2 separate regions of the Homo sapiens genome follow, and region 2 is linked to region 1. Evidence: read pairs that join two places in POLR2A ChIA-PET (ENCODE). Cell type or tissue: Panc1. All regions are shown on one strand. Each heading gives the region's core, and the rest is flanking DNA. Links, peaks and the distances in the headings are about the cores only.

The links. ChIA-PET counts read pairs that join two places held together with the same protein. Peaks named below come from ENCODE experiments on the same cell type or tissue, not always from the same donor. Only the 100,000 strongest peaks of a DNase experiment are listed, where the experiment ranks them.
Region 2: POLR2A ChIA-PET joins it to region 1 with 16 read pairs; 1 of 35 experiments calls an interaction of 5 or more read pairs at or near these places.

Annotation. Positions count from the first base shown.
Region 1 is chr2:140,645,013-140,662,363 of GRCh38, forward strand. All of the region lies in intron 41 of LRP1B (LDL receptor related protein 1B), which reads right to left. Among named protein-coding and RNA genes, the nearest start is that of MIR7157, 67 kb to the left of the region's middle. In Panc1, for the core only: no CTCF peak of the experiment used is centred there; a DNase peak (open chromatin) is centred at 5,959.
Region 2 is chr2:138,987,096-139,004,446 of GRCh38, forward strand. No RefSeq gene overlaps it. Among named protein-coding and RNA genes, the nearest start is that of NXPH2, 220 kb to the left of the region's middle. In Panc1, for the core only: no CTCF peak of the experiment used is centred there; a DNase peak (open chromatin) is centred at 10,906.

The sequences.
Region 1 (17,351 bases), core at 3,929-11,928:
ATTTCCACTTTTTCTAATTATATAGATTATTTTATGTGTAGCCATTATTTCTACCCAGGTCAGTTTTCACAGGTCACAATTTGCAGACCTTATTTTAATCAGGAAGCCTTTTTTCGGTCTAATTTGGATTTTACCATTTGCAGTTTTCTTCAATGCCCATTTCATTTTGTTCTGATTGTGCCTCTGACATAAAATGTTTTGAAGGTCAATATTTACAACATTCAGTGATATTAACAATATGTAATTCTTACAGTGAGGTTTATAAATGTATATTTATTATATATGAATATGTAAGAAGAATCCTGTCACTTTTACTTAATTATAGCATAGTGCTGACTATATAATGAGCTTTCCACTTGACTAAAATGATTGTTACCATTAGACATGAAGTTTATTAACTTCTTGTCTGTTCACTTCAGATTTTTTAATGTATTCAATTGCCCTTCTACTGTCTCTGAGTAAGAAATTATTCTTTCTTTCTATATTCCTCATATCTCTATACTAACCCTTTGCCAATATTCTTTTTTTTTTTTTTTTTTTTTTTTGAGATGGAGTCTTGCTCTGTCGCCCAGGCTGGAGTGCAGTGACACGATCTCCGCTCACTGCAAGCTCCGCCTCCCGGGTTCACGCCATTCTCCTGCCTCAGCCTCCCGAGTAGCTGGGACTACAGGCACTGCCACGACGCCCGGCTAATTTTTTGTATTTTTAGTAGAGACGGGGTTTCACCATGTTAGCCAGGATGGTCTTGATCTCCTGAACTCGTGATCCGCCCGCCTCGGCCTCCCAAAGTGCTGGGATTACAAGCGTGAGCCATCGCACCGGGCCTTGCCAATATTCTTGATTTCAAAATTCCTTACCATTTTCAGGACATTCATCAATCATTTGTCCTAATTATTGAAACCTAGTAAAATTCTGCTATTATTTTTCCTACTCCTTATTATAGTTTCTTGTATTATGTACCTTATTGTATACTATTTATAATTATATAAATTTTAGAGTTTAGATAGACTCCAATCAGTCATTAAAGTTCTGTCTGCTATGTAATAATTCCTAATTTCTTTATACAACGCTCAAAACTCAGTTCTCGTAATTTCATACCCTAAACATGCCAACAGAGAAATCAACTCCTCCTTTATGTCAGCTCCACTGATTTTGAAGCTATCTCTCATCCATTAATTGTTTCTTTTCCCCCCAGATAGTTCTCACAGGACAGGGATTTAAGCTCATCATGATAATCCTTCTAGGAAAGTGCTTGGGTCTGTGACAATCCATTAAAAACCTGGCAGGTAGACCTGATCACCGCATGTTTGAACATTAAAGAGAGAAGTTATATTTAGAGTTCTTACGATTGCATAGCAATGGTATGGTGGTATGTAGATCATTTCCCATCCTCCTAATTTCATGTTGTACTAGGTACTATTAACTTAGTGGGTGAAAAAATTGAAGGTCAGGGAGTTAAATGACTTTTCTAAGATAACACACTTGGCAAAACCCAGATTCAAAGTGAGCTCTCTTTGATGCCAGTCTATGCACTTTTTTATATCCAGCTGCCTCCTCTACTCCAGGCTCAGTTCTTCTATAAATAAAGTACACATATAGCATTCATATTTTTTAATGTTAGTTATCTTTTAAACATAAACTGTTAGCTTTTTAAGGTTGAAATAAAAGCAACTATTTCTCTTTGAGTATTTTATATAATCTAGATCTCAATATTGTTTTATTTTTAAAACAAAATGAAAGTTTTCAGCATCATTCCTAGATATATATATAAATGTATATGAGCAAATACATACATATGTGATATGTGATATATATCTGTATAGATGTATGTAATAGACATATGTACTTTTTCAGGTATGAAACATACCTATACACATATATATGTACATATGTATGTGTTCATATTGTATATCATATATATAAACATATAGATTGAAATATTACTTTCTCAATGTTTCTTGATATTTTCTAGACAAATGAAAGGATTCAATCAAATTTATACTCTAGAGAAATATAATCTGGGATTTTGAACACTAATGGGAAGATGTTTCACAATTAAATGAAATAATTCCCTAGTTTTTCTCCGCATTTAAATGCAGTATTCTGAAGTAATAAATCAAAACATACCATATTCATCAACAGTGTGCAAAGTTATTTTTTAAATCTGCCTTTAAATGCTTTTTTAAAAAAACTTGAAATCTTAATGTCTCAATAATGTTTTAAAAATTATATTTTTAATTAAACACCCACATATATACACAGGAGTTCTGCAATAAATAGTCTTTCCAACCCTTTATGCTTTACATCATCAGTGAACCATTGCACTGCACTTCAAATTGTCTTATTTTTTATATATTTTAATAACATCTATGTGTCAGAGTTTCCCATTTATTTACTTATTCAATAAATAATTATTGAGTGTTTACCATACATAAATTGACATGTAATTTATCATCCAAATCAAGACATTTTTGAGAGTGAAGACGGTGTTATTAACAATCATCAGATCAGCAGGCATGAAACAGGGCTATCCTGGGCACCTGGGGAATATGGGCATTCAGTCTAACCATGCACTGGGCACAAGTCAGATGTGGTTCCTGCCCCCATGAACTATTTAGTCTACTGGACAAATTAGACTACAAAGAAGAAAATACTTTTTAAAAAATTATGCATTTTTGCTCATCATCACAGGCCATCAGAGAAATGCAAATCAAAACCACAATGAGATACCATCTCACACCAGTTAGAATGGCGATCATTAAAAATTCAGGAAACAACAGGTGCTGGAGAGGATGTATAGAAATAGGAACACTTTTACACTGTTGGTGGGACTGTAAACTAGTTCAACCATTGTGGAAGACAGTGTGGCGATTCCTCAAGGATCTAGAGCTAGAAATACCATTTGACCCAGTGATCTCATTACTGGGCATATACCCAAAGGATTATAAATCATGCTGCTATAAAGACATGTGCACATGTATGTTTATTGCAGCACTATTTACAATAGCAGAGACTTGGAACCAACCCAAATGTCCATCAGTGATAGACTGGATTAAGAAAATGTGGCACATATATACCATGGAATACTATGCAGCCATAGAAAAGGATGAGTTCACGTCCTTTGTAGGGACATGGATGAAGCTAGAAACCATCAATCTGAGCAAACTATTGCAAGGACAGAAAACCAAACACCACATGTTCTCACTCATATGTGGGAAGTGAACAATGAGAACACTTGGACACAGGGTGGGGAACGTCACACACCGGGGCATGTGGTGGGGTGGGGGAGTGGGGAGGGATAGCATTAGGAGAAATACCTAATGTAGATGACGAGTTAATGGGTGCAGCACACCAATATGGCACATGTATATGTATGTAACAAACCTGTACATTGTGCACATGTACCCTAGAACTTAAAGTATAATAAAAAAAAATTACACATTGTTCTAAGTGTCGTTAATGAAATAAACATGGTACTGAGTTGTGAAATACTGTGGAGAATGTGAGGAGGGGTGGGGTGATCAGATCATTCTGTAGAAGTAATGTTTACACTGAGATATAAAGGATAAGAAAAATGTTGATAAGTAGGAATAGAGGGTGGGGCCGGGTTCAGGGGTAATCTCTGGAAAAGATCTTTCCAGGTACAGGAAATGAAACATGCCACAGTCTGAAGTAAGATAGCTTGAAGAATGGAAAGAAAGCCAGTGGGCTTCAAGTCTCAAGAACTGCACAGGAATGGTGTGAGATCCCAGGAGCCAGATGATGCAAGGTCCTTAGAGACAGAATACGACATATAACTTTAAATTTAATTGTAATGTGGAGCCTTTAAGCAGAAAAGTGGCATAACCCCTCACACAATATCACTCTGACTGTTGTATGAAACACAATTTATAGAGTTAGAGATAGGAGCTGGAGAATGTAGATTATGATTAATGGCCAAAGAAGCATCCTGGTAGTGGGGTGGGAGAGAAACAAACTAACCCAAAATATATTTTGGGGGTAGAACTGATCAGGTTATATCTCTAGACTTTGACCTCCTCAACCCTTTGTAATTCAGGCCAATATTTAAAAGTATCTTTTAAATATCTTTAGTACAGGTGTTTTCTAGGTACATAAAATTCAATCCAGCCAACACTACATATGAGATAACATTCACAATACTGTTTGTCTTCTGGCATTCTCTATCCTGGTAGTGATTTCCTACCTAATTCAAGGTGGAAATAAGAGTTACATAAAATATCCCCTTCCTCCACTTACTACAGTCAAATGGCCATCAATTTCTGTCCATTTCATTCTCTAAAGCTCTGAAATACAGACTTCTCTCTGTTCTTCATCCCTAGCACTATTATGCTTTATCTGGATAGTGGCAATCATATCCTACAAATAGCACTTTCAAGGGGAAAAAAAAAGTTGAAGTGTTCATTCAATCCCATATTCTCTCCAAATTGTCCCCAGACTACATGCTACTGAATGGAAGAATTGGGGCTGATTCTGTAGTTGAAAGATCTAGGAAATCATAGTTTCTTTTCTCTCAACAGCTCAGGACAATTGCTTTAGAGCTTTGATAAAAGACAAGTATCCACTGCTAAAGTTTGCTTCTTTGATTTTCCTCTTTGTTATATGATAATGCCATAACACTTAGCTTTAAACCACATAGTTTGGATGCTTGCCTGTAGTATCAGAATCACATTGGTTCCTCCTCACCAGATCCCGTGAATCTACCAAACTATAAGAATTAGGACTCACCAATAAAGACAATAGCAAAAGCTATATGTATTTATCTCTCAACCAGTTTTACATTTTTTGACTCCTTAAGAAGACAGTATAATACACCTGGATGGTTATAGTTTGGCAATAAATATTAGGTATATTTGTGCTAATGTATCCATACTATATTTTTGTGGTAAAAATATAAATCCTTGAAACATGTCATTCAATTTACTCTATCAACTTTAATGAAGCTAATATAACTGAAGCACTTGTAAACAAAGTTTAAATTTTCTCTATTTTGAGAAATATTTACTTTTATATTCAACTTCTGATCATAAAGAAATATATATTCTAAAAGTAAGCTACACGAAAGAGACAATTTTTCTTAGTGCAAATATAAAGTTTTCCCAAAATAATGTATTGGCAAACAAAGGTTTTTTAAAAAAATTTAATTTCTAGATACTTATTTGAATGTTTTACTTTTTCTAATATAAAAAAAAGGCAGAGGTTAATCAGAAAATTTAAAAGAGAGGAAGGCAATTCAGCTGGCTCCGATAGAAAGTTAGTTAAATCACTTTATTTTTATTTTTATTTATTTATTTATTTATTTATTTATTTATTTATTTATTTATTTATTTATTTTTGAGAAGGAGTCTCACTCTGTTGCCTAGGCTGGAGTGCAGTGGCACAATCTCGGCTCACTGCAACCTCCGCTTTCTGGGTTCAAGCGATTCTCCTGTCTCAGCCTCCCAAGTACCTGGGATTACAGGTGCCTGCCACCATGGCCAGCTAATTTTTATATTTTTAGAAGAGACGGTGTTTCACCATGTTGGCCAGGTTGGTCTCAAACTCCTGAACTCAGGTGATCTGCCTGCCTTGGCCTCCCAAAGTGCTGGGATTACAGGTGTGAGCCACCATGCCCGGCCGACAGTTAAATCATTTTAAAGATTGGCCTGCTGAGGAACTTTATTTAAATGGGAGCTGATGAAAATCCCTAGTGAAGTGTCTCCCACTGAAACAACTTAAAAATCTCAGGGGAAGTACAAAGTGAAAATTCTTGCCACCACTAAATTCTAGTAATATTGGAAAACTTGCTCCCAATAGTGAGAGAGATTTCCCCTCGAAAGTAATTACAAGGTTAATAGATCTAGACTAAAAAACACAACAAGCAGTGAGCCTCTTTAGCCAGGGCAACTCTAATAGAATAAACATGTTAAAGTGAAAGATGGCATGTATTGTTTTCTTAACCCCATGTCTCTTAGCTAGTTTCCAAATAGTAAATCCATATTAACAGCTAGTCATCAGTTAGTCATCCTTAAGTACATGTACAAGTATCACTCTGAAAAGAGCACCTTAATTCTCTTTTCTTCCGAATGGCCTTTAACAGTTCTTTTTCTTCAAACATTCCAGGAAACACCAGAACCATCTGGCAGTAAGTTTGGGAGATAAGAACGGGCAGAGAAGTTCATGTCCTTTGTAGGGACATGGATGAAATTGGAAATCATCATTCTCAGTAAACTATCGCAAGAACAAAAAACCAAACACCGCATATTCTCACTCATAGGTGGGAATTGAACAATGAGATCACATGGACACAGGGAGGGGAATATCACACTCTGGGGACTGTTGTGGGGTGGGGGGAGGGGGGAGGGATAGCATCGGGAGATATACCTAATGCTAGATAACGAGTTAGTGGGTGCAGCGCACCAGCATGGCACATGTATACATATGTAACTAACCTGCACATTGTGCACATGTACCCTAAAACTTAAAGTATAATTAAAAAAAAACACATACAAAAATTAAAAAAAAAAAAAAAAAAAAGAATGGGCAGAAGTTCATCTTATGTAGGGAGATGCAGTTACCCAAAAAGTAAATAGGTAGAGGGAAGAAAGCAAAGAGAGAATTGTAGTTCAGTGTATATTTCACAAAACTAAAATGTCATCGAACCAGATTTTAGGAGAAAATACCACATGACCTAGAATAGTTGCAGTAGATGAGGGAGTCATGAACACTGAGTATTAGATTAGGAGACATATACATCACACCACTTCTGAGCTGAAGATTGGAGGAAGCCATTTCGAGTGGAATGAACAGCAAATGATATACTTTGATTATTGTCAAACAGGTTTGCCTTCCAGGGTAGAAATAACACTGGAAAATAGATAACATGGTTCTAACATATTACCTTCAGAAAAAGGGAAAATGAACTTCATTCTAAAGGCTTAGGAAAACAATATGTTTCTTGAATATGGGTAAGCACAAGAGAATATATTAGAAAATTGCCTGATATTTAAAGTTCATAGAACAAAAAAAATGTAAGTTTAAGAGATTTTATAAAAAAAAGTAGCAGAAAGTCAAAAGGAAAAATGTTTTTAAAAAAGCAACATTTAAGATTAAAAGGGAGATGTTGGAGATAAGGAAATATTATAGGAAATCCAATAATGCAAGTACAAAATTAAAATCTATAATTGATACAGTGAAAAAAAACAGTTGTCATTTTCAAATATTGAATTCTTGATGGGAAAGACAAATTTGAGACATCTAGATAAATTCACAGAGATAAATATTTAAGTGAAAATACAATATGGAAGAAGCTTACTGAATTATAAAATGACTAAATACACTAGAATAAAGGAAGTTATCAAAGATATAATTTTTGACTCTACCTAACTAATGAAAATATTGCACAAGAAAAGTTTTTTAAAAAAGCATATTATCAGAAAAATTAGGGAGAATACCCATTTTTAGACATATTCTGGATATTTTTAATATTTAATAACTATACTCATTTGAGCTCAAGACAGGAAACTAAAGCTGTATACAAAGAAAAGAATCACACTGACTTCACACCCCTCTATAGGACCAAGTTTTACAAGAAATTTGTGTTATAAATTTCTGAGTTTTGAGCGACAAAGATTAGAAAAGAAAAAATTTAGAATCATGAAAGTTTCCTTTCATGTACAAAAGAAAGTTAACAATATTGTCACTTAAACAGGAGCAAAAATAAATTGTTCCAGTACCATATTTAGTTGAAAACATGCCAATCCAACTAAAAATGAATCCATCAGTGTATCTTGATAATGGAAAAAAATAGTTGTAGATTACTTTGTGAGATTACTGAAACCAGTTAAAAATGTTACTTAAAAAAATTGTTGAAAATAGTAATACAAAGCTTGATGTAAGTGTCAAAAGCTATTCTTAAAATTACTTTAAAATAAATACAAAAAATCTTAATTTAAATCCCTAGATATTTACAAAATCTAAGAAAGCTAAGTAGCACCATACGTTTGAGGAATATCTCCAACAGGAAAGACCCAGACCAAAAGAATGAAATGTTAATAAGCATCATCAAGACAATAGAAAGGATGTAGGAAACATTTAACATTATAAAACAAACATAGGATGCTATATGGAATATCCTCAAAAGAGTCCTAAGAAATTAAAATATAGTGGCAGAAAGTTCAAAATCAATAGAATGATGGAAGACAAATTTGAGGAAACCTCCCGGACTATACAACAATAAGATAAAAAGATAGGAAATAGATACTTTTCAGGAATAACAAGTAGCAAAAGTTTACTCCCTTGAATATTTCAGGATAAGGACTGAGAGGAGATATACATATCTCTTAAGGGAATATATTGGTGCAGTAGTGATAAGTACTATAAGCAAAGGAGAAAAAAAGAGATAATTGTTGAATCCGTGGAGACTAGAAAGTTGTATGAAAAAGGAAAAATAGGCATCATATACTAGATGGTTTAACAATCATTAAAATTTATATGATAATAACAACGTAAAGAATGACTATGGAATTAAATATGGTGATATGGTAGAAAATAGGTATTGGGCTGTAAAGTCTGCAAGCTATGTAAGAAAACAAGTTTTTTCATATTTAAAAGCCTAAGATAATATATGTGACCATATTATAAAGAAATAGGGGTAATTTATATGTTATTTATTTATATATACATGTATGGAGATAAATATGCTAAAGAAGCATACTAAAAGACTTTAACTATGGCCAGGCATGGTGGCTCATGCCTGTAATCCCAGAACTTTGGGAGGCTGAGGCGGGTGGATCACCTGAGGTCAGAAGTTCGAGGCCAGCCTGGCTAACATGGTGATACCCTGTCTCTACTAAAAACACAAAAATCAGCTGAAGGTGGTGGTGGGCGCCTGTAATCCCAGCTACTTGGGAGGCTGAGGCAGGAGAATCGCTTGAACCTGGGAGGTGGAGGTTGCAATGAGCCAAGATCCTGCCACTATACTCCAGCCTGGGAGACAAGAGCAAGACTCCATCTCAAAAAAAAAAAAAAAAAAAAAAAAAAGAGAGAGAGTTTAACTACATTTGGGGAATAGTAATGTGGACAGGGAAATACTGGATGAGTAATTGCTATTTTTATAGAATTTATAGAACTACTTGATTTTAAAACTATAAGTATATACAATTTTGAGAAAAATGAAACATGAGTGTTTAATTTTCTTTACCATGCTTTTCTGGATTGTTACACTTTTCTTCAATGAATCTGGATTACTGTTATAATCAGAAGGACTATTAAAAATCTGAGGAGACAACAATTGTGATTGAAAACATCTTACTATTGTGAGCAAATTATGACATTAACAAGGATGAATAATTTCTAAAAATAAGAAATATCTCGGTATTTAGGATGTTTTGTGAGAATTAATATGTATATAAGGGAAAAGGCATTGTTCTTTATCAGTTATTTTAAAGACTGTCAGTAATCAAAATTTGAAGATTGATCAAAGTGAATAAATGGGTCTGACATCTTCTTAAGAAAAGAAACCATTTAATTTTTCTGTACACTTTTTAAAATGCTGAATATTAGTCTCACTTCATCAGTGTGAGGCATTTTCCTCTAAGTGGGAACAGATGGGTTTTATTACTAATTCAGAAGATTTTTTTTTCCCCGATAACACAGACTGACACTATAGATGGGATTTCCCAGGCTTATTTCATTTTTGGCCATATGTTTAAGAGAAATTATGCTTACTCATAAGAGACGAGAAGGGATGCTAAGTAAAAATGGATTTATTTGACATCTGAAACTTATCACAAAGGGTCTCTTACTATCCTAAAGAAACATCTGCTCTCCGTATTGTTCACTCAACTCTATGCTAGTTTGTCATGTGAAATACTGCTGCCACAGCTATGCTTTTTCCCACACACCAGTAAGTATAATCATTACTGTCAAATGATATCATTAAATAAGTTTCACCCAAGGTTTCCTAGCTGGGCACAGTAGCCCTGAGGTTAAATAAGAGAAATTTGTATGGGTATATGTATGTATATATATATATATCTCCTAGCTCTCTAAAAATTGGAATATATGTGGCCTATCTCTCTAAAAGGATCTCCTATTGTACAAATTCTAGACCATCGAAGTATGCTCAACATGTAATACATGCTCAAGAAATTTTTAATCTTATTATATAAGGAAATAATTAAAATTTACCAATTCATCAGTAAAACAAGCTTTTTAAAAATTTATTCTCATTCTTATAAAGTACAGTGGTGACTTCCAAATTCTACATTTATTAACCTTGATGTTAATCGTCTATTTTATGTCCTAAATTTCTAGCAAATGAACTGTGAATTATCCTGCTCTAATAATTTTCTAGGTTCTTATAATTGTCACAGATATAAAATATCAAAATACCTCAATAATCCAAAATACCTCAATAACTGGAATCTCACTTGCAAGTAAATTGTTCTGTCCTTTGGATGTGACTCTATTGTTTCAGTTATTCATGAATTTAAGATAGTGGTTTCCTTCCAGATTAATCATTCCTAGGTGCAGGAAGAGAAACTCAAAGAATGTAGAGACTGAATTGTATTTATCTGTATTGCATCAGAGCACAGAGAAGTAGCTAGGTTATAAAAAGTACCTCATATTTCTTAATTAAAAGAATAGGCGCCAGGCGCGGTGGCTCACGCCTGCAATCCCAGCACTTTGGGGGGCCGAGGCGGGTGGATCACGAGGTCAGGAAATCGAAACCATCCTGGCTAACACGGTGAAACCCCGTCTCTACTAAAAATACAAAAAAATTAGCCGGGCATAGTGGCGGGCGCCTGTAGTCCCAGCTACTCGGGAAGCTGGCGCAGGAGAGTGGCCTGTACCCGGGAGGCGGAGCTTGCAGTGAGACGAGATCCCGCCACTGCACTCCAGCCTGGGAGACAGGGTGAGACTCCGTCTCAAAAAAAACAAAAAAAGAATAGGCAGAGTATACATTTATCTCTTTACTAGTTTAATTCCCAAAGGAAACAAGACACATTCAAGTGGTTTAAGTGGTACATAGGGGATTCAATAAATGCCATATTATAGTAATTCTAAGATAAGTCCATCTATGTCAGACCACAAATAGAGAATTAATCATGTTTTTTGTTTTGCCCACTTCTCAGTGATTTCATAATTATCCTCAGCATTGTCACCAAAAGCTCAGGGAAATCTGCTAGCAGATTCTGTAATGTAAAAACATCTTGGCAGGTTTTGTGACAATATATAATAATGAGACATAGAAACTGGACATTTTTTGTCTTATTTTAAAGGGATGTACTAATTCTAACAAAATGGTGATTGCACATTACTTTGGCACTATTTCAGGACACTGTCTTTACAATTTTCAAAAAATCATTGAGAAAATCACAATGTATATTATTGTAAGTATGATTGATAATGCCAGGAAAGCAGTAAAGGAAGAGATTTGTTTTGCTTTGTTTTTTTCCCCAAAGGCATTGCTAAATTTTCTTTAAAGAAAAATATCTTTGTTATCACATCAACCAGATATGACCTGATACAGAAAAATTCTACTTCTTTCTTCTTTCCTCTTTCTGATTATTGCTTTGTCGAAACTACTGCTTTTAAACCATTTGTAATTTTGCGGACTACTTCTGATTTTTCTGCTTGTATTAGATGTGCAAGTGTATGTCTGTGTATCTCCTTGGACTATTTGTCTGATTCATTCAAAAGAAAAGTTTTTTGGGGTTCACTTTCAGGGAATTTTCAATAACTTTTAACAACTATAGTGAGGAAATGTATGAAAGACTAAAGGTTGGAGAAGCAGAGAGTTAAAAAAGCAAATGTTACTGACAAAACCACAAAAGCATGTAAATTTGAGAGAAATGGCAAACTAAATGGTCTTGCAATAGCTAACTAGGGTCAATTTAAAACAAAAATTGACAGTAGTATAATCACAAACAAGACAATGAATTTCATCAATATATCACAAAACAGACTAAGTTAAAAGTGGTCATATTTTCCTTCTCTTATTATATTTTAAGTTCCCAATATTTTACAGAGCTTCTATATATACCTCAAAATGATTTTATCCTGTGAAATATAATAGTACTGATAGGCATTTATGCCAATGTGATATATACATGAGTGTTTTCTCAGGAACACACATACACATCCCTTTTGGTAAAGAAAGTTATGTATCTTGAAACATAAAAGTAAAAAAAAAAATTCTATTTGATTGCTTTATTTCATAATTAAAGGAAACTGTACTTCATAATATAGGGAAGTAGGCAGTGCGGTAGAAAACATGCTTTTCCATAGACTGAAAATCATTATAACTGCCCTATTGAGAAAAGAGAAAGAGAGGCCCAGAAACTCACTGATTTTCTCAGCACTTCGTATCCTAAGACCAGAGTAAATCTTTAGATATATACATTGAATAATATTTTAGATCATACATTGAATGATTATTCCATCTAACAAATATGGGTGAACTATAGGCCAGTACTGGAAATAAGGAGAAAAAATAAGAGGGCTGGCTGGATGGATGGATGGATAGATAGATATTTCATATATATATATACACATACATACATATATATACATACATACATATATATACATATATATACATACATATATACATACATATATATACATACATATATACATACATATATATACATACATATATATATAAATACAACATTATGGAATCATCAGTAAGCTAGAAATTAAATTATATCTATTGAGGTATTATTTTAATGTACTCATGATGTGTCACTGTGATTACATTAAAAACAAAAGAGCCTTTATCTCTTACCATAATGTTAAAATATTTACTGATGTAATAGCCTGTTGCCTGGAATTTGTTTCGAAGTAACCCGATGGTACAGTGAGTGTATGTGTTGGGGGTGGGAGATTGAACAGATAAGCAAAATTGGCTGTATGTCAATGCTAATTGAAACTGATCCATGGGCCCAAGGATTAACAGAACTTATTTCTTTACTTTTGTGCTTATTTGAAAACTTCCATAATAAAACATTTTAGAAGTAACATCACACATTCATAAGTTAATATCTACTTATAAATTATTCAAAATTTAGTTTTTTATACTTAAACCCATACTATTTTAAGTAAAACATTTTTATTGTGTCTTTACAAATTTCAGTTGGTTAACATTGAATAAAATAGCAATGAAAAATTGGAATAAAAAGTTTAAAAGGAAAGTTTAGCTTCTGGATACTTTGAAGGAAAAATATGGTCTTTTCACATTGATAATATAAAAACAAATTAATGGCCAGTAAACATATTTAATGTCAAATTATATACAAAAGGAAGTTTTTCTGTTAATTTGTTTTAACAATTTCTAACAAAAGTTGGTATATTAGCCATTCAAAAAAGTTCATGTTTTCTAATGGCTTTATATACTGCAACAGGATAACAATTAAACAATCTTTGGCAATAAGGTTGTAAAAATGCATCATTATTTATAAACAATAATCATTTTTAATAATTTTATTTTCTCATCCTGAATTTCCAAAAATAAAATAAATATTTCTTAAAATCCACAAAACTAGTTTTCCCACCTTTAATTTATCCAATTTTTTTCTTTTAAATTTGAAAATGATGATAAAACTCTATCATGTCTATTGATATGACAGTACATTAGGATCAAATGTTTTTAACGCAATATGTCTACATTTATTTATTTATTTATTTATTTATTTTCTGTCCAAGGTGGAACCTTGACCCTTTGGGGTTCTTTGCGGGTTCTGTATGAACCTTCAGTGAACTGGAACATGTGAGATAATAGGTTGTTTATGTACTATAAATCTACTTACAGTGAGCTGGAAATGCAGTAGGTAATAGGTTGTTTATGATTTGCAAATCTGTTCAGTGAGCTGAAAATTTGTCAGATAATGGGCTGTTTATGAATTCTAAATCAATATTCAGTGAGCTGGAACAATGTTAGATAATGGGCTATGTATGAGTTGTAAATCTGTTTTCAGTGAACTGGAAACATGTTAGATGATGGGTTGTTTCTGAGTTGTAAATCTGTTTCAGTGAGCTGAAAACATGTTAGGCAATGGGTTGTCCCTAAACTGTAAATCTGTTTTTTTTTTTTTTTTTTTTTTTTTTTTTAGTGAACTGAAAATCTATTTAATAAAAGACTCTTTACATGTTATAAATCTGTTTTCAATGAGCATGAAATGTGCCACAATAATAGGTTCATGTTGACTAAGAAGATCCCACTTTACTGAACTAGAAACATGTCATCTAATAGATACTTTATGAGTAGTAGATCTATTTTTCAGCAATTTAGACATATGGAATGATACTACCCTGTGTACATAAGCGTTGTAACTTTAATCTATTTTCAGCATGGTTTTATTTGATGAATAAAGGTTCTACTCGATTACAGCTAATGGAGTGGAAAGCTACTAAAGGTTTGCTTTTAGTGATGTGGTGCCAGACCAACTTTGCAGTGTACTGAGTTTTGTTAATGTTTAACAGTTACCAAGATGCCCCTGGTACTCAGGAAATGCTGTAAAAATATATTCTGGCTTCAGTGGACTTATATTCAAACACAGATATGTGCTACATAAGAAACAGGAAACATTCAACACAGTAAATATAGAATGAACCCCACCTACAAATTTAACATAGGCTGAGATACAAAGGAAGGTACAAAGGAAGAAACTTGAACTCTCACTGGGGAGACAACATGAGCAAATATAAAACGATACAATTTAATGTAAAAAATTTCCAAAATGCATGATCAAAGCCAAAAACAAAACCACAAAACTTTATATTAGGGTTACGAGACTAGTGAGAAAAACAGGATGAGAGATAAGAAATAAATTTTTAAGAGTCAAGAAAAATAGATTATTTGGGGAGTAACACATTGATTTTTAATCTCTTCTTTAACTTTCAGATATGCAACTGTTTATCAATAATTTCATATTTGTTAATAACTAATATTTTTGTTTTCAGGCAATATTAGGAGAAAAATGTATATTCTATCACCAGCCATTATTTAAATTAATGCTTACTTTTATCAATGTGATACATGCTTATAGTGTTTTTCAAAAAGTGTATATTATTAGAAATCCCTTACAACAACCTATCATTCACTAATGTCCCACTCCTTCCCCTCAAAAAAAAACTCCTGCTCTGCAAAAGTGTTTTTTTCAACTTTTAAAGTAACTTTTTCTGGGTTCGTCTTCATATTCATAAATAATGTGCCCATACCTCACTGGTCTTTATTAATTTTAGACAATGTTAAGTTAAATACCCATAGTTCTTTTTGCATACTTCCAGTATTTTTATATGTCAATTTTTATTGTTCATTGCAGAGACAAGTACTGTACTATGATTTTGTTTACTTTCTTGTATTTTTGTGATTCCTGTAATTAAAAACTATTTTTTCACTTGCTTTATTTTCTATGTACCTGTCTTTAATTCTTTATAAATGCTGTATAAGTTAAACACAAAATTATATTCCAGATGCTTATACATCATATAATCTATCAAAGCCATTTTTCTTCCAAAGAGCTCCTTTTCATATCTCCCAAACTCCCTCTCTGATCTGGACCAGGACTTTCCTGAGTCTCATGTGCAACTTTCATCTTGAAACAAAGTTTTGGTTGTTTATGTGCGTTATATGAGAGTCTCTTATATCCTGAAACTCACGTCTTTCTTTTCTTTGTTTTATGTCTTTCATTTACTAGATACACATTCTCCAACAGCTTTCAAAGAAAGGTACACCAGAGTTAAATATTTGGTAACTGTACATGTCTGAAAATGTCTGCATTGATTGATAATTTTACCTGCTGTCTTTCCAATTTGTTGCTATTTCCCATTAGGTTCTTCCTGTCTTTTTGTGTTTTTTTTTTTTTTAAACTCTCATTTTTATTGCATTTAGAAAAGACAAGCAGATAAATGTATGCTTTTGTCAAATGTTTTCTTAATATTATTAATAATCATGTTCTCTCTTCTTCTGCTTTTGTTAACTCCTAAGGTTTTTTCTATGAAACCCATTTGCCCTTCCCATTATCAGAGGCCAAAGTTAATTTAATCAACTCATAGACATACTTTTATGCCAAAGATATTAAATTATGTAGCAATCATTATTAAGAAAATGGTGAATAAATAGTAAGTTACCTACTCCAGTTTATATCTGAATGTTTCTCAGTTTAGCCATTAATTTGTACAGTCACTGGGTAAAGAGTGCTATTAAAAAACATGATAGGGATATAAAATGAAAAGCAGATAGGCCCAATTTTGTTATGGAGAAATTTCAACTAGAGTACTGGAGGTCTATAGAGAATGGAATTACATTACCAGGATTTTGAGACTATGGGTCCACAGAGAAAGTTAGTTTAAAAATTGGGCTGGGCATGATGGCTCATGCCTATAATCCCAGCACTTAGGGAGGCCAAGACAGGAGGATCACTTGTGTCCAGGAGTTCAAGACCAGCCTGGGCAAAATGATGAGACCCCATCTCTACAAATAATTAAAAAAAAAAAAAAAAACGCAGTGTGGTGGCACACACCTATAGTCCCAGCTACTGGGGTGGTTGAGATAGGAGAATCACTTGAGCCTGGGCAGTTGAGGCAGCAGTGAGCTGTGATTGCACCACTGCACTCCAGCCTGGGCAACAGAGCAAGATCCAGTCTCAAAACAACAACAAAATTGTCCACTGGATTAAATCCCATGAGTGAGCAATGTAGACAGTTCTGGACTAATTGTCCTCTGGTAATTACTCAATACTTATTAAAGTTTTAGGTTTGAAATCAGTTTGTTGTCTTTATTTCAAAATCATGTCATATGACATATGATACACACTAAGTATATCTCTGTTCTATGTTGTGATACACACAAAAAAGTTTAAGATTCTAAGTTGTATAGCATTAAAATATGAGAAATAAGCACTAAACAATTTATCTAATTGAAACACTTGACATAAGTCATCTGAATAATTACCTGAATTCTCTCTTTTATCATTTAAACTCAAATATCGTGTTAAAAACTTGGAAGTAACTCTAACGAACAAGAATAAAGTAGCCATATGGAAATATTTAGATTAGTATAACTTAGAGTAGAAAAAAACTAGAAGAAAGGTAATTTGTAATCAATAAGGGAAGTAATAAAACATGATATATCCATTATATATTACTACATATATATATCCGCTATATATATACTATTAAAAGGAAAAATTCCAGTTCACTTGACTACATTTGTATGAGGTATTTCTTGAGTGAGAAAATTAGAGATTGTAAAATGGAGGACAAAATAATCCACAGTTTTTATTTGCATAAGTATTACACATAGGTGTCTATACATGCTATAATTACAAATATTAAGGAAAAAT
Region 2 (17,351 bases), core at 5,985-13,984, 1.7 Mb before region 1:
TGAACATATGTGTGCATGTGTCTTCACAGCAGAATGATTTATATTCTTTTGGGTATATACCCAATAATGGGATTTCTGGGTCAAATGATAACTCTGTTTTGAGAAATTGCCAAACTGCTTTCTACAATGGCTGAACTAATTTACATTCTCATCAGTAGTGCGTAAGTGTTCTCTTTTCCTCACAACCTCACCAACATCTGTTATTTATTTATTTATTTATTTATTTATTTATTTATTTATTCATTTTTTGTGAGGGAGTCTCACTCTATTGCCCAGGCTGGAGTGCAGTGGTGCGATCTTGGCTCACTGCAACCTCCACCTCCCTGGTTCAAGTGATTCTCCCATCTCAGCCTCCCGAGTAGCTGGGATTACAGGCACCTGATACCATGTCTGGCTAACTTTTGTATTTTTAGTAGAGATGGGGTTTTTCCATGTTGGCCAGGCTGGTCTGGAACTCCTGACCTCAGGTGATCCACCCACCTCAGCTTCCCAAACTGCTGAAATTACAGTTGTGAGCCACTGCACCCAGCCAACATCTGTTATTTTTTATTTTTCCATAATACCATTCTGACTGGTGTGAGAAAGATATTTCACTGTGGTTTTGATCTGCATTTCCCTAATAATTAGTTTATTTCTTTTAGTTGCATGTCTGTGTTTCTTGTGGCTCGCTGAGCCACCTAACAATGATTATTTTGAATTATTTATCAGGCAATTCATACATCTCCATTGATTTTAGGTCAGTTATTAGTACTTTATTTTGTTTCTTTGGTGGTGTCATGTTTACCTAATTATTCATAATATTGATAACCTTGCATTGATGTCTACACAGTTGAAAAAATATAGTCCCCCTCTTCCAGTCTTTATAAACTTGCTTTGGGATGAAAAGACCTTCATCAGTCAGCCCAGCTAGAGATTATAGGGATCTCTTAAATCTTTTCTGTGGATACATCCACTCAACTCCTCTTTTTCCCTCCTGGGGTAAAGTCTTAAATCTACATGCCTTCTCTTTATCCCATAAAACCATGTTGGGTGCTGAGAGCTGCCCATTCCTTTCTCCTAGGTAAGTGCTGTGATGTGCTAGGGCATTGGATGCAAACTCCTTTTTCTCTTTCCTCCATGAATGGGATGTTTCAGGTTGATGCACCTTTCTTCTACCCTGCAGAGCCACGCGGAAAGTCAAGTGTCACCCACCCCTTTTCCTTGGAGCTGTGCACTAAGATTCTGGGACAATGGGTGTAACATTCATTGCTTTCTATCTCTTCTGAAGGAGCAGTTTCAGGCTTGTGTGCTTTCTCCCAGTCCCACAGAGTTAAGCCAGTTCCTGAAGTCTACATGCTAACTTGGAAGTACTTGGGATGCTGGTTTTGGGTATTTACAGGATGCCATCTGTGGAAGCACACATGCTGGTTGCTGTGAGCTCCCTTCTTTCTTCTTTCTTTTTTGTTTCTAGTTGCTCTCTGATTCTCCAGTCATCCAATTTTCTCAGTGTTCAGGATACAGTAGGATACAAGCAGGCCTCTCAGGATGTTCCCCTTCAAATTCTGGGAAACCCAGACCTTTTCTATGCTCTCTCTTTCTCCTGCAGGAAAAAAGAAATTCCTTTTGGCACTGATTTGTACCTGCCCCTGGGAGGGTGTTATAGGCAGAGTAAAACTGCTTTCTCTACCCCTTTCAGTGTAGTTGATCTTGTACTTTGTGGTCCACCAGAGTGATGGAAACTTTCAATGGACTCTGGAACTCTCATAAAGATATTTTCATTCATGAATGATTGTCAAAATAAGGTTTCTCTGGAGGGATAAGAGCTGAAATCGCCTATTCTACCACTACCACTTTGCTGATGTCACATTCTAGATTAATTGATTTCTTAAAGTGAGGGCTGATCAAAGCAAGGTTCTGAGCAAAGAAGGAAATATTATATGAAACAATTCCTCATTTATAATTGCCTAACTAATGAAGTGATTGCTCTGGTTCTTGTGATTAAAACCCAGTAATACCAAAACCTATATTTCAATGACTTCTCTTATTTGGCACTAGATTTTAGAACCCCAAATCAGTATCTGTTTAGTTAAAGGAAACCTATATACAATAATGTGATGGTAAAAGTTTAACAACAAACTCTCTAAGGAAACTAACAAAAATAAGTCATGATTATTAGTATTTGTCATTTCTGTGGTATAAATACTATTTTTTACCATGTTAAATTTCAAGCCGTCAAAGTCACTGAATGTGGAACTGGGAAGAGATGCATAGGTAGCACACCAATATATAGTATTTACAGCGTACAGATACAATAGATATAAATAACCTTAAAAGTATAGGTAAAAATATGATATTTAGAAAGTCTGAGTTCTGGGTGTATATTAACTTTTTAAAAAATTGCACAAATGTAAGCTTATGTAATTTGCTTTTGAATAATAATTGTGTTTAAAAAGAAGATTACGACATTTTTGAAAATTTAAGGTATAAGCTGCCTGTAGCACACCACAGCCTATATCCATAAAGGATAATCTGAGAATTACAAACAGATCTTTCTACTTTAAGTTATCTTCCAAGTTATCTTTCTAGCCAGAATTCATAATGTTTCTTTTTCTTTGGATGTTCATGATAAAATATACAGTTGACCTTGGAACAACACAGGGGTTGGGGATGCTGGCCCCCCACATAGTTAAAAATCCATGTATAGCTTTTGACCTTCCAAAAACTTGACTGCTAATAGCTTACTGTTGGCCAAATGACTGGCCAATAAACACAAAGAGTTACCACATATTTTGTTTAAGAGTTATACACTGCATTCTTACAATAAAGTAAGCTAGTGGAAAGAAAATGTTATTAAGAAAATCATAAGGTATGATTATTATGCATTGCATGCCTATATCAAAATATCTCATGTACCTCATAAATATATATACCAATTATTTACCTACAAAAATTTAAAATAAAAAAATCTAAAAAGGGCTGCTCTGCCTATGGAGTAGCCATTCTTTATTTCTTTACTTTCCTAATAAACTTGCTTTCACTTTACTATATGGACTTGCCCTGAATTCTTTCTTGTGTGAGATTCAAGAACCCTCTCTTGAGGTCTGAATCAGGACCCCTTTCTGGTAACACCATCCTGGGGAACCACAAAGGGGTGATACTGAAGAGACCCTGACCCAAAGGAAATAGACTGCAGCACCAATTGGCCAACTTTGGGTAAGTGGTAGGATACCCAGGTAAAGGATGGGATTGAGTTAGAGGCCCAACTTAGGGGAGTTAGAGTCTCTCCTAAGACAGAGTGGGTTAAAAGTCCCTCTTAATAAAAGACAAGGATGCTTGACCAAATATGGTTTCGAGGCCCAACTTACAAAGGTTAGAATCTTCCTAAGATTTAGTGGGTTAGAGGTCCCTCTCAGTAAAGTCTGTCTTGTCTAAGGGTGGATTTGGCACTATGGGATGTTAACTGCCATTTTGTTTGCATTAATCTACCTTGCACTCTTTGCTGACAGCTGTGGGTGAGAGGATTAGGCATGTACAGGACCATGGGACATGGAGAGCTTTTTTCTCCCCAGAGGGGAAACTTGAGAGCTGATGGGACTGCTGGAAAAAATCCCTTCACGACCAACAAGTGGTTGCCTAAACTTTTGATTCAGTGTCGCTCCAATGGGTAGGTCTTTCTCTGGCCTCCCTGAGCTCCTTGCCTTCTCTACCCTGTCGCAGGCAATGCTTTTCTCCTTTTCTCTCTTTTCTCTTTTCTGTTTTTCAGGGCAACCATCTTGCCCAGAGACCACATGTTGGAACTCCTCATTGGAGGTTGGATTAAAGATGACAGGGCCTGTCCAGGGGCAAGTTTGAGCCTTGCCAGTAAGATATTGGGTACTAAGTGGCTAATGTCTATGTTTTGTCACATCACATGTATTTTGCTCTGGCCAGAATGGAAAATGTTACTTTGGTTACCCCATGCAACCTCTTGGGCTGTGTCTTGAAAAGTTGAGAGGCTTTTGCCTATGAAATGTTCCTCGGGAGCTTGACCTTGTAACCAGATGGTGGTACTTTCTCTTGGTCTCCACTAAGGGAACAGAAATTTTAGAATTCATACCATAGTTAGCCCTAAAAATTATCTCAAGCAGTTAAAAGCCTTTGCAAGCTCAAAATTGGCTGCTCTAGGCTCTTTCTGGGAAGGGCAATGGAGACCACCCAGTGCTGCAGCTCAGTAGCTAAAGCTTTGTTTTTTCACAGTGGTGGCCCAGGTTCAGGTTCAATTTTTGGCCTAGGGAATAAGTACTTTTTGGTTGAAATCTGTATGATTTTTACCATTTGTTGAATCTCTTTCTTCCACAAACCATCTTGAAATTTCCTTTCTCTGAGTGCCTGGAAGGTTACCTTTGGTAAAGTTCAAAAGCCAGTATTGGCCATTTCGCATGGCTAAAGTAGGGAAATAAGAAATTTTAAAAAATGTTTTTTAAAGAGTGCTATGGTTAAAAGTCAGCTTAATAAAAAGCAGATATTCAAGCTCTAACAGCCTGAGACTCCATATGGAGAAAAGATGTATTAGTCCGATTTCACACTGCTCTTAGGAACTGCCCAAGACTGGGTAATTTATAAAGTAAAGAAGTTTAATTCACTCATAGTTCTGCATGGCAGAGGAGGCCTCAGGAAACTACAATCAAGGTGGAAGGTGAAGGGAAAACAAGGACCTTCTTCATGAGGCTGCAGAAGAGAGACAGCAGAGAGCAAAGGGGGAAGAGCCGTTTATTAAACCATCAGACCTCATGAGAACTCATTCACTATCACGAGAACAGCATGGGGGTAACAGCCACCATGATCCAATCACCTCCCTCCAGGTCCATCCCTTGACACCTGGGGATTACAGTGTGAGATGAGAAGCATGCTCTTGGCCATCTAGAAGGTATGGAAATGTTCTCAACCCCCCTCCCCCGCCCACAGCCATTGAGAGATAAGACTCCCATGGGAAATGGGTTGATTCCCTCTTTTGGTGGGGGGGATCCAGGATCTGGTATAAAAATGAGACACTTTTGAGAAAAAATAACAGTTTCTGGCGAGGATGCGGAGAAAAGGGAACCTTTATACACTGTTGGTGGTAGAGTAAGTAAGTTCAACCATTGTGGAAGACAGTATGGTGATTCCTCAAAGAGCTAAAAGGAGAACTACCTTTCAACCCAGAAATCCCATTACAAGGTGTATACCCAAAGGAATATAAAGCCTTCTATCATAAAGACACATGCACGCGAATGTTCACTGCAGCACTGTTCACAAAAGCAAAGACATGGAATCAATGTAATCCCTATCAATGACAGATTGGATAAAGAAAATGTGGTACATATACACCATGGAATATTATGCAGCCATAAAAAATAATGAGATTGTGTCTTTTGCAGGAACGTGGATGAAACTGGAAGCTATCATCCTTAGTGAACTAATACAGATACGGAAAATCAAATATCCCATGTTCTTACTTAATATTGGGAGCTAAATGATAAGAACTCATGAACATAAAAAAGGAAATAACAGACACTGGGGTCTACTTGAGGGTGGATGGAGGCTGGAAGGAGCAAGAAGAGCAGAAAAGATTGAGTACTGGGCTTAATACCTGGGTGATGTAATAATATATACCCTAATGACATGTTAACCCAAGCTTATATATGTAGCAAACCTTCACATGTATCCCCAAAACTAAAATAAAAATTAAAAAAAGAAAACAAGAAAATTATATGGAAGAGAAAATATATTTACCATTCATTAAGTGGCAGTGAATCCTTATAAAGATCTTCATTGTCTTCATGTTAAGTGGACGTAAGAAGAGAAGGAAGACGAGGGGTTGGTCTTGCTGTCTCAGAAGTGGCAGAAACAGAAGAAAATTCACCTATAAGTGGACCACGTGAGCTGAACAAATCTTGTTGTTCAATGGTCAACTGTAACGTATTGTCCTGGTGATGTAGCTGGTGGTTACTGAATATGTGTCTGAGTGAATGGAAAGCACAGATGGCTGATGAGATAGAAAAGTATGAGAGAATGTTTGTTGCACATGCCCTGATGATTATAAAGGACACACACTGATAGAGAGCCAGAATGAAGGGACTCTGGCATTCTACATAAAGAGAGTTCACAAATACTCAAAATTCTGACTTCCTAAATGTTTTACTGTAGACATTGAAGAGTATTTTTATTCCTGGACTTTGACTTCAACTCATCATTGACTTGAACTTAGAATAAATGCAAGCAAGCAAGCAAAAAACTCTTCTTCATATACTGTCATAAAGCAAATCAACATTAATTCTGTGTAGTCCCTTTTGTTCATGAATCATATGACAGAATCAGATTATGACCCCAAAATTGATAAAGAAATAAAGAAATTATTCAAATGGGAAATAAATCTTTTGGAGAAGCACAACAGGAAAGAACCATAAGAATTCCCAGACTCTAAGATTCTGGATTTTTCTTTCTTGGCTCCCCTTATTGCTTTGAGATTTCTGAGTTCAGATGTCCAAACTTGGCAGAATAAAGAAGATATGCAATTATAGAGCCTCTCTAAATATATCAAAGCATACTAAAAAGGGAGCTCTGATTTTTGCCACAGGACCTTTAAACATAAGAGCCAGACATTGCAAATGAAAGCATGGCCTGTATTGAAATTGCCTAATTATCAATCCATCTCCCCATAGATCTTAAATTCTGTGAGAATAGAAACTATTTGTCTTATTTATGACAGTCGCCTCTAGTACCTGGTACAGTGACAGCAAAGTTTCTGTGCAGAACACAAAACGTGTTCAATTAATATTTGTTGGCTGAATGAATATGTGCATGTTACCTTTGACATAGTATAAGTGGATTAATGTTGGCTGAATCACATTTCTGTACATAATATCTGTGTGATATTGACATATTACCTCTCCTATAAAATGAGGACAATAATAGTACCTCATATGGTTGTGTTGAGGTTTAAGAGAGGTGATTAACATAAAGTCCTCAGTACAGTGTCTAACTTATGGTAAAGAATTAATAGATGTTAGTTATCATTATTCTACCCTTCGATAGACAGATGTTAATTATCTTCCTCATATTTTATGGATTATATCACAATAAGTGCAATCGAATCCAAAATATTTTATTATGTTAATGGTCTTCTCTATTAAACAATAATCCTAGAGATTATTGGTAAAGATGGCAATCATTGGCAAAGATGATAGAAAAAAATCATCAAGATTTCTACAATTTTTATTTGGAGAATTACCAAAAATGTTATATTGTCATATCCTCTAAAGCTTAGCATATATTAATGGTACAATAATATGGATGTTCAAGAAATAGGAAATGAAAACATTTTATATTAACTGTCAATGGGAAGTAAACCCCAGGTTAGTGCCTACGAAATGTTAAGCTTGGCTTGTGAACTAAAATTGGTTGTTATTAAAATAAGGGGCAAAATGGAATTTCCTCATGATAATTTTAACAGTTCTTGTATAAATGTATCTTCAAAATTCAGACCATCACCATATTAGCATTTAACATAACACATTTGGTTGACTTTAATCTATAGCAGTAATAATGACTGAAAATGTCACTACCATTATGCAACAAATTGTATGTTCTTGTGACATGCCCTTAAGCAGTCTGTCTGCTAAGTAGAACAGCAAATTACTGGACTTAGATAATCTTCTTTCAGCAGCTTGGTATTTGTATGTTTTTAATTGTCAAAGCAATTACAGAGCCTTCTGCTCAAGCAGCCTCTGTTATGTGGAGGGAAGTATAAAATATTTTTATTATTTATCTTTAAGTATTACGATGTATTTGTATTGTTGGGAGACAAGAGTTGAATTCAAACTTTGAAGCAAAACATTTTCAAAAATTTTCATGCAGACTTTAGGATTTAAAAGAGTTTTGTCTTTTAGAATGTTAAAGTTGATACTATTTTTTAACATTATAAGTAAGACTGAATTGTAAAGTGAGGAAGGAATAGTTGAGAATGTGGGAAGGCCACAGTTAATTTAGCAGAATAATGAAAGCCACATTTATGGGTTGATATAAAGGAGATCAGTGTTAATTTCTGTTGTGTGAGTGCAATCATATCCTCCAAAGGTTTATGTATGCAGTTTTTGTTTCTCACAGTACATTTCTCTCAACAGGTTTTAAAAACAGGGATGTAAATTCAGTATATTATAGCACTGGCGACTACCATTGTAAATATATATTTTTGTATACATAGATTTCCTGACATGTTTACCTCTTTAAATAATGGAAAATCTCATCTTGTAATTTTCGTTGAATTGAGGCACAGAATGCTTGCCTTTCTCAAGTCTGTGGTGACCAGGTTCTTCTTGGCCAATGTTCTTTGCAGATCAGTTATCAAGGGGTCATTCTAGCATCACCTTCATGAAAAGGCAATAAATATGAAATGGTTTCTAAAATGACAAGCAGTCTTACATAATGATTATTAAGGCTCGAATTGATGGTACCCTTGACACAGTGTTCAATATTTCCTGAAAAAATATTAGCCAGCACTCTCAGTGAATGACAGAAGAAATATAGACACTGCTAATGAATGGGCCAAAATTGGTCTCAGTGGCACAATATCTAGTACATACAGTCTAATTTGCATGAAAGCATCAACTCATCAATATCGTCAATTCAATCACACTTTGGGTCACAGGAAAGTCTCATCTTCCTCTTCAATGATGAGAGGCCCTGTCCTCCATGCCTAACTCTTTTGCTAAAAAGGATTGGTCAGTACCTAGGCTTCCTTTGCCATATCTGAGTTGAGTAACAATTTGAGCATTTAGAATAGTTCAAACTTTCTTGGATGCTTCTTTTATCCCACTGAGGTTTGATTTCTTAATTCATACATTGAATATATGCTTATTTCACAGTACAGCTGTATTTATGAGATGTTACATGAGAAGGACCTGGCTGAGTGGTACATGGCACACACTCAGTAGTAAATCCTCTTTACCTAGGGTCACAATAATGCCTAAGATACCCAGCTATGGCACCCCTGTCCAACCATGCTGGCAACATGCTGGAAAGCTTGAATGCCTCTCTCACTATTTCTAGGTCTTCATCACTTGGCTCAGCTTCCTTTTGTACTATACATTTTCTCTAACTGATTATTTTTTCCTCTCTTGAGTCTTTTCTGACATAGATTCTGTTTCCTAAGAATGCCTTTGAGTCTTGCTTACTTAAATAAAAATTCAACCTGTTTTTAAAGATACGGTTAGATTTTAACCAGATCCATAGAAATTATTTAATAACTGGGAGTCTGAAACACAGGCTTATTCAATCAATCCTCAATAAACACGTTTGTTAGATAAATAAATGAATGACTGAATAAAGAGGAGGAATTCTCAACTCTTCCAAATGTTACGGTGTTTGCTCATACCTATCTTGTAACAGATAATGTTACTTTATAACTTATTTGTTACTTAAGTGTTGCTTTAGTTTTCTTAAAATTGTGCACAGGAGATTCCTAGTGTATTAGTCAAGTTTCTCTAGGGGGACAGAACTAATAGGAATATATATATACATATATATGTGTGTCTGTATATATATATATAGTGTGTGTATATATATGTGTGTATATATGTGTGTGTGTTTTTATATATATATATATATATATATATATATATATATATATATATATATATGAGTTTATTAACTATTAACTTACATGATCACAACGTCCCATAATAGGCTGTCTGCAAGCTGAGGAGCAAGGAGAGCCAGTCCAAGTCCCAAAACTGAAGGACTTTTGAGTCTGATGTTCCAGGGAAGGAAGCATCCAGCACAGGAGAAAGGTGTAGGCTGGGAGGCTAGGCCAGTCTGTCCCTTTTCACATTTTTCTGCCTGCTTTATATTCACTGGTGGCTGATCAGATTGTGCCCACCAGATTAACGGTGGGTCTGCTTTCTGGAGCCCACTGACTCAAATGTTTATTTCATTTGGCAACACCCTCACAGACACACCCAGGATCAATACTTTGTATCCATCAATCCAATCAAGTTGACAGTCGGTATTAACCATCACACCTGGATAGAATATATGTCATGATCTTTGTATGCATATAGAGAAAATAAATTAGTTGTTTGTGAGAAATGACCAGTTTAATGAAGCCAAACAACTGATTAGTTAGTGTAAATATGGTCATAGAGTTTATTTTAACCGATGTATTTTGCATGGCTTTGGAAAAATTGCTTAACCTTTTGGGCTTCAGTTTTCTTGTATACTAAATGACTTAATTGAATAAGATAATCTCCAAGAAACCTTTCATCTCTAGAAATAATGATCCTGTAAAGAGAAGAAAAAAGTACATTAAAGTAACACCATATGAAAGAAGCAACGTGCCTCTAAATATCAATATAATGGAGTGAGTTTTTACTCAAGTGTTATGTGTATAAGTCAGATATAGGCCAGTGAAGAAATTAGTGCAGAAACGCAGACTCAGAGTTTAATGATTTGCTGAAGCTAGAGACATGACTAGTGAAAATGTTTTTTGCCAGAAAACACAGAGCTAGTAAATTGATTGAAATAACATATCTGTTACAACTCTTTATGTTGCAAATAAGAGGAAAAAAATTCAATGTGGTTTAAATGACAAAAAAATCCATCAGCTCATATAACTGAAAAGTTAATACATTGTCATGATTTAAAGGAGACTTGATCTCAGAGGACTAAAGATTTCAGAAATAGCCCCATTTCTCTTCAGCTCTTTGCCTGGTCTCAAGTACTCCTAACAGTTTTGGATACCTTGGTTGATGTTAACAAAATAAATTTTGAATTCCAAATTTCACATTTTACAGTACTATAGCCAGGGAGGAATTATAGCATTATGGAAGCAAATTATCCCAGGATTTTGTGATAAATGTCTCCTTGCGTCTTATTAGCTTTATTTCAGTTACGTGTTGCTCTATGAGTCAATCATTGCAACCAGGGAAATAAGATACTTGGTAAGCTTAACCCATTCATTACTCATCTCTGGGGCATGAAGTGTGTCATCAAGCCACATTTACTAAGAATCAGAGAGAGATGATTTTCCAAAGATAATTTAGAAAGTTTTCAAGAGAGGGATATAGATTCAGGAGAGGCAAAAACACATGAACACCAAGTATTTTTTTTTCCTCATCAAACATTTACTAAGTATGTGCTATTTAACAAGTATCATTAGAAACTAGGAGCTCAGAGTACAGGGAAGGAAGCAGGCAATGGAATCTATAATGAGATGCAATGTGATTAGTACACTAAGTGCTCTGCCTAGAGAAGGTCAGGGATCTCACCTACTGGGCAGTGACTGTGTCCCAGGAGCTGGGCTAATTACCTCATAATTAAACCTTAAAGAGGTTGAATAACTAACAACATTAGTGCATTCGTGCAGTCATACTACACAGCTTCAGCTATTCACCTATCTTATACAAAGTTAAATTTATTGCAAGGAAACCAAGTAGCTCATACATTCAAAGAAAGAGATAGATAACCAGGTCTTGAACAAGAATAGCAACTAAACCAGCTTTGAGGATCTCAGAAGTGGGGATTCATAAAAGGACTTTTAATAACTGCTATGAGGATGATTGTGAGAAACTCTAATGCTAGAAGGTGACAAGAGAGGACCAAATTGCGGGAGGAGGGGCGGGGGGAATGGACATCAAAATATACTCCCATGAGGTGATTGACCTTGAGCTGAGTACTGGAGAAGACACAGATAAGAAAGGGGTTTAAAATGGTCCACCAGCAAGAAAGAATATTTAAACTCAGAGGCATAGGAGATCATGCTATTGTCAGGAGCCTTCAAATAACTCGTTTGATTCGAATTTTAGGGTACCTGTGGGAGAACTTGGTAGTATTTACCTTGCAAAGTGGGTGGGTGCCTCATTCTGAAGGGCCTTTTATGAAATGGCAAGGAGTTTGGACTTGTTTCTGCAAATATAAGGTGATCCACTGAAGGATCTAAAGATAAGAAGTGACTTGTTTCAATGTACATGATTGGCATCGTGAAGATAATTAACTGGAGAAGGGACAGAAACAAGGATAGGTAGAAAATATTGATATCAATGGATAAATGTGAATGTGAGGAAGATGAAGAATCTATAGTAATGGCCATATTGCTGTCTAGAGAAAAATGTGTGGCGATACTTTTTCCATTCTCTTACTTATTAAAAAAGAGGGAATAGAGAGAAAGGAAGATGAGCTTTCAATGGGTAAGAAAGTTTTAGAAATATTCAGATGTCTCCAATTGAAGATACCTAGTTAGAAGTTGAGATATAAGTTAGAAAAAAATTTGTAGAGTTAACAACCTATGAAAATATAGCTGTGACCCAGAAATGTACGTAAAGTTAAAAGAGCAGAGAGCTAATGATGAAATAGTAAGAAATATCAACATTTAAGGGCTATGTGAGAAAAAGAATACAGAAAGACACATGGAAGGAAAATCAGAATAAAATTGTGTTATCTCAAGATTATAAAATAAAAAACCAGGCCAAATGGCACCAAGAGGTTAAGAAATGGAGAAAACAACCTGTTGAATTTGACAAATACATAGATCATTAGTGATATTAGGGGAGATGCTCTGTGACTTGATGACAGTAGAGGTCAGATATGATTGGTTAAGGACAGAAGGTAAGAAAGCAAAGACATTGAGTGTCAACCAATCTTTCTGGAAGTGTGTCCATGAAAGAGAAGAGAAAGAGGGTGGTAGGACAAAGGAGGAGGAAATGAGATTCTTTCAAATGGCAAGTATTTGATAACAATTATATATTGTGTTTTAATTGAGAAAAATATGAAGAAATAATAAAAAATTAAGATGAGAACAGTGACAGGAGGAAAAGAATATAATTAGTGAAGAGAAATTCGAGAGAGAGAGAGAAGGGCTGAGACTCAGGGGACAAGATCAGGCTTGAAAAGAGGGAGAGATATGTTTTCAGTCCATAGGCCAACGACATTTGGCTCTATTGGATTTCAGTCTTGAATTTCTGAGAAAGAAATTTCTGAGCATTAAAGGAAAATTGTGAAAAACCCATAATAGAGGTTTGATGGGTTATAATACTCATCTTTGAATGATATTAATGTCGTATTAGCCAGAGTGGAACATTTTATAACTTCCTTTAGAAGGTCTTGTTTCTGCGGTGGAGTGTGAGCATAAAGAGAATTTTCTCTCTTAATGTTTATAATTGTATAAAGAACAGGCTGGCCTGATCCTCTCCAGATGCTGTTTTCTTGCTTTTCTAATTAAATCCAGATGCGTGTTCCAGCTTGAAAAAAAATAGGTGTGCTAATTATTTATGTATAAATTGTGAGGAAAATTATTTACTTGTATGTTTGAAATTCACCAAAAGAAAAATATGAAGTATTTATTTTGTTTGTTGCACCTGTGTTTTAGAGAATGTGCAGCTGTATAACAGAAAAAAAAAATAGAAAAAATAAAACTTTGTGATTTCATCAAATTAGGAATGTGTGTTTTAAGGAAATCATTCATTTGCAATGTGTTTCGACTCCCCTGGGCTTGTTTAAGAGAGCTTACCATTTCTCCATTGTTTCCCCTCCTGCCGACTGACTCTTAGCAATGAGTTGGAATGTCTTATTTTGTCGTTGAAATTGAAAGAGCTGTAATAGAGAATTAAATGAACCTGTGAGAGTCTTGTCTCATATTTAGTCTGAGTAATTTAATTTCTGTATGTCTGCCTTCAAATGACAATTATTTTTAATTGTTTTGTCCTACGGAGATGTCCTTTTGTTATTTCTACTTTCAAATTTCTCTGTTTTTTTTTTTTTTCTTTTTCTCTGATTGTCGTCATTGTTAATATTTCCAGAGACTTACAGAGTGGATCCTTTTAGGTCAACTTAGCATATGATTTTACAGGTTTCGTTAATGAGTTTTTCTCCTGAAAGTTTAGTATAAGCTTTTCCATCAGGATGTTCCAGCTATCAAGCCATGTTCTTTCTCTTCATTGTATCACAGTAAATTACATTTGCATAGCACTTGACAGTTTATAGCCTCTCAATATATAATGTCTTGCTTTATCTCTCAAAGAAGACTTTGGTGTCGAAAGGCCATGGATGGTCTCAATTTTGTGAAATTAGCTAGAAACAGTACTGGAATGATAGACAGGAGATGTGGAATATAATCCAGGGTGTGACACTAACTTTATGTCTTACTCTTTTAACAGTAAAATTTAGTATTGTGTTGAAATTAGTCGTTACTTAAAATCTTTTCAGTTCTATAACCGTTGTTTAAAAATAAATATTATTTGTAACCACCAGACGTAGGTAGTTGGAATCATCTGAGAGTATCTAGAGGAAGTTGGTGGTGAAGTGCATCTTTCCAGCTTTCCTGTCACTTTCCATGAGCCTCTGAGGCTCCTGGAGATCATGCTTCTAGATTTTACCTCAGGTTCCTTTCTCCTCCAATTCTGTTTAATCAAGTTACAAAAAACAAAGCTTTAGGAGCAGAAATAACAAGGTGGGATTTGTGGGCCAGATCCAGCCTGTAGGTGTACTTTTGCACACAATATTTTTGAAAGTGTTGAGTTAGATGGTAAATTAACAAATTAAAGGGTTTGACTTACAAATTGGGTTGTATGTGGTTTTTTAATGGTTATACTGGAAATATCAGAAAATCTGACACACTAAACCTAGGCAACAATCAACAGGGGCTGTGTAGGAATTCTTTCTTTTAAATTAGGCTTGGAGTCACCAGTTGGCCCTCATCCTGGTATATTTAAGTGGTTTAAATTGTCCACTTGGTTCCTGTTGGCTTTTTGATTTAAAACCCCTGACTTAGACAACTTATGAAAGGACATCAACCTCTGTCTGGTGTCGAATTCAGGACTCTCATTTTTCAGGTTTAATTTTACATGACTCCTCAGTATTGTCCATAATTTTACATCAGAAGCAATGCTCCATCTGATCCTGTCATGAGAATCATTGAAGAGTCTGTTTGTGTCTTAACTCTTCTTTCATTTTTTAATATTAGGATCATCACTTGGAAAATAAGGTAAAGGCACTTCCTGTGTTCCTACACATGGGAGGCCTCCAAGTTACCAAACTGCTGCCAGTGCGTCTTTAGTCTATCATTTTCTCATCTCAGTCAACTAATGAGTATAGAACTCATTGGGTTTCACTTGCTCCTCAAGGAGTCTCTATTACATTCCATGCACAATTCAGAAAAGATGATGCATTTTCTAATTGGCAGCATAATTTTAAATATGGCCATCTTCAAGCTTTTTAATAGGAAGTCACTTAATGATAAGGATTGGTTGCATGTGTGTGCACATATGTGCTGATTCCTTACCTTTCTGGGGATCCTTCCTTCATTGAATATGATAGGCTGGAAACTTTCAACCTGCTTCAATATGAAAACAATTTTTGTCTCTTCATTTGAAGATAAGCCTTTCTTACTTTTACTCTTGAGGAAAGAAAGCCCTCCCTCTCTTTTTCTTCCTGAGGTGGAGGACTGCTAGTGATTCAGGCTTTTGATTTTATAATTGTTAGGATTCATTGTGAATAGAAAAGAAGAGAATATAGCCTCATGAAGAAATTTAATGTGAAGAGAGAATGAGCACCAACAGAAGATGGGAAAGCAAGGAGGTCCTGGCATGTTTGTATTCAGGTGTGTGCGTGCATGTGAGTGTGTGTGCACCTGCAGATAGGCTAGTGTTATGAGGACCAACCATCCTGCTTTGCCTGAGACTGGGTTTCCTGGCATGTGGGACATTCAATGCTAGAACCAGAAAAATCATTAACTGGCATAAGTTGGTCTTCCTCGCTAGCCTGCAACAATATTTCTTAATTGCAGCCAGATTTACCCTCAAGGAAGTTTCTTCTCACCATGAACACAGTCTGGACATGAACAGAAACTCCAATATACTCTCCCTTGGAAAATCAGATGTCCCTTTTCTGTCACTGAAGAGAAAAAGATTCTTGATAACTGGATCTTCATTTATTCTCCCCAGCTAATCTGTGACCATCTTGTTTCTCTTAGGAGACTTATAATTCCTGATTCCTAGGTAAATCCTGAGGTCCCTTGAATTCTTCTAATCTTAGAACCATTTCTTTTGATTATAATAAAAAATGCCTTAACCAGTATAAGAGATTGCCATATTAGGTGCCACAATCACCATTAATTCCAGTATAGTTGTCAATGAAAGAGGAAGGGATGTTGTCTAGGAAAGTCTAGAAGGGTGTACCTCATGATGAAACTATTTTAAGTGCCCAAGATGCTGTTATGTAGCGGAGTGTCTGCCAGTTGACGCATCAGAGTTCACAAGAGCAATGGCCTTTGTCACTTATACCCAGGGCCTGTGTCAATCAATTCTACTTCAGGTAATGAAGATGACATGCCAGCACCTTACCATTAATGGCCAGGAAGGAGTGCCTGAACTTTTCTGGCACTCCTAGATTTTTCTCTGGATTTGTCTAATGAAGTAGACTTCTCACTCACTCAAGGTGCTAACATGCCTCTAGATTGAAAGCTGTAGGGGCTGACCGCTTAGCAGGATGGTAAAGACATTTCCCTTGCTCTTCTACCTGGGGGTGAAATAACTGAGGTTAGAACTTCTGAGCTGGGATATGACTGCTTAAGACCCTTTTATATTATTCTTTCATAATATCAGTATACATACTCTTTCAGTGCTGCCCTAAATTATTTATTTTTAACATTCTAACCCTTTACTTGCTCTTAGAATTCAAAAGATAGTGTTTTCAAGTTTTATAAACTTATCTGCTGGAAGGGAGACCAGTTTTAATTTTGCATTAAGTGAGATTGGTGACTGCTTGATGGCAAGTGTAGATACTACATACTTGCAAAGGTTATTAAAATAATTTCTGTGTTCCTACCTTCTAGGAATCATAACATCCTTTATGATACTCCTTTGGAAAAAGTCTACCTCTAACACCTGTTATTGTTGATTCTGACTTGTTTTCTTCTCACTTAGTCTTATTCTTTCTGTCATACAATATTAGTAATTATTCAGTGGACATGGCTCTTCTCAAGTATGATGCCCCAAGACTTTGTATCCAGGGTACAATTTTGTGATTAAGAGCCATGATTCCAGAACTGGGTTTACCCCCAAGCTTATCATCTGGCAGATGGGCACGTGATGTAAGTCTTACTTCTTCAGCTGGAAGGTGGTGATGACAATAGTACTTACCCCACAGGATATATGGGTTAAATGAGGTGATATATTTAAGGAACTTGAAACAGTGCCTGGAACCCAGTAAATTCCATATTCATTGACTATTCTTATTGTTGTACAAAAAAAAGTGATTTGAGGTTATCCTTTAAGACCCGTTTCAACAGATTTTTTATTTACCTCTGACTCTAAGGTTTTTTGTTGTGAATATGTGCATGTGTGTTTGTCAAATTTTCTCTATTT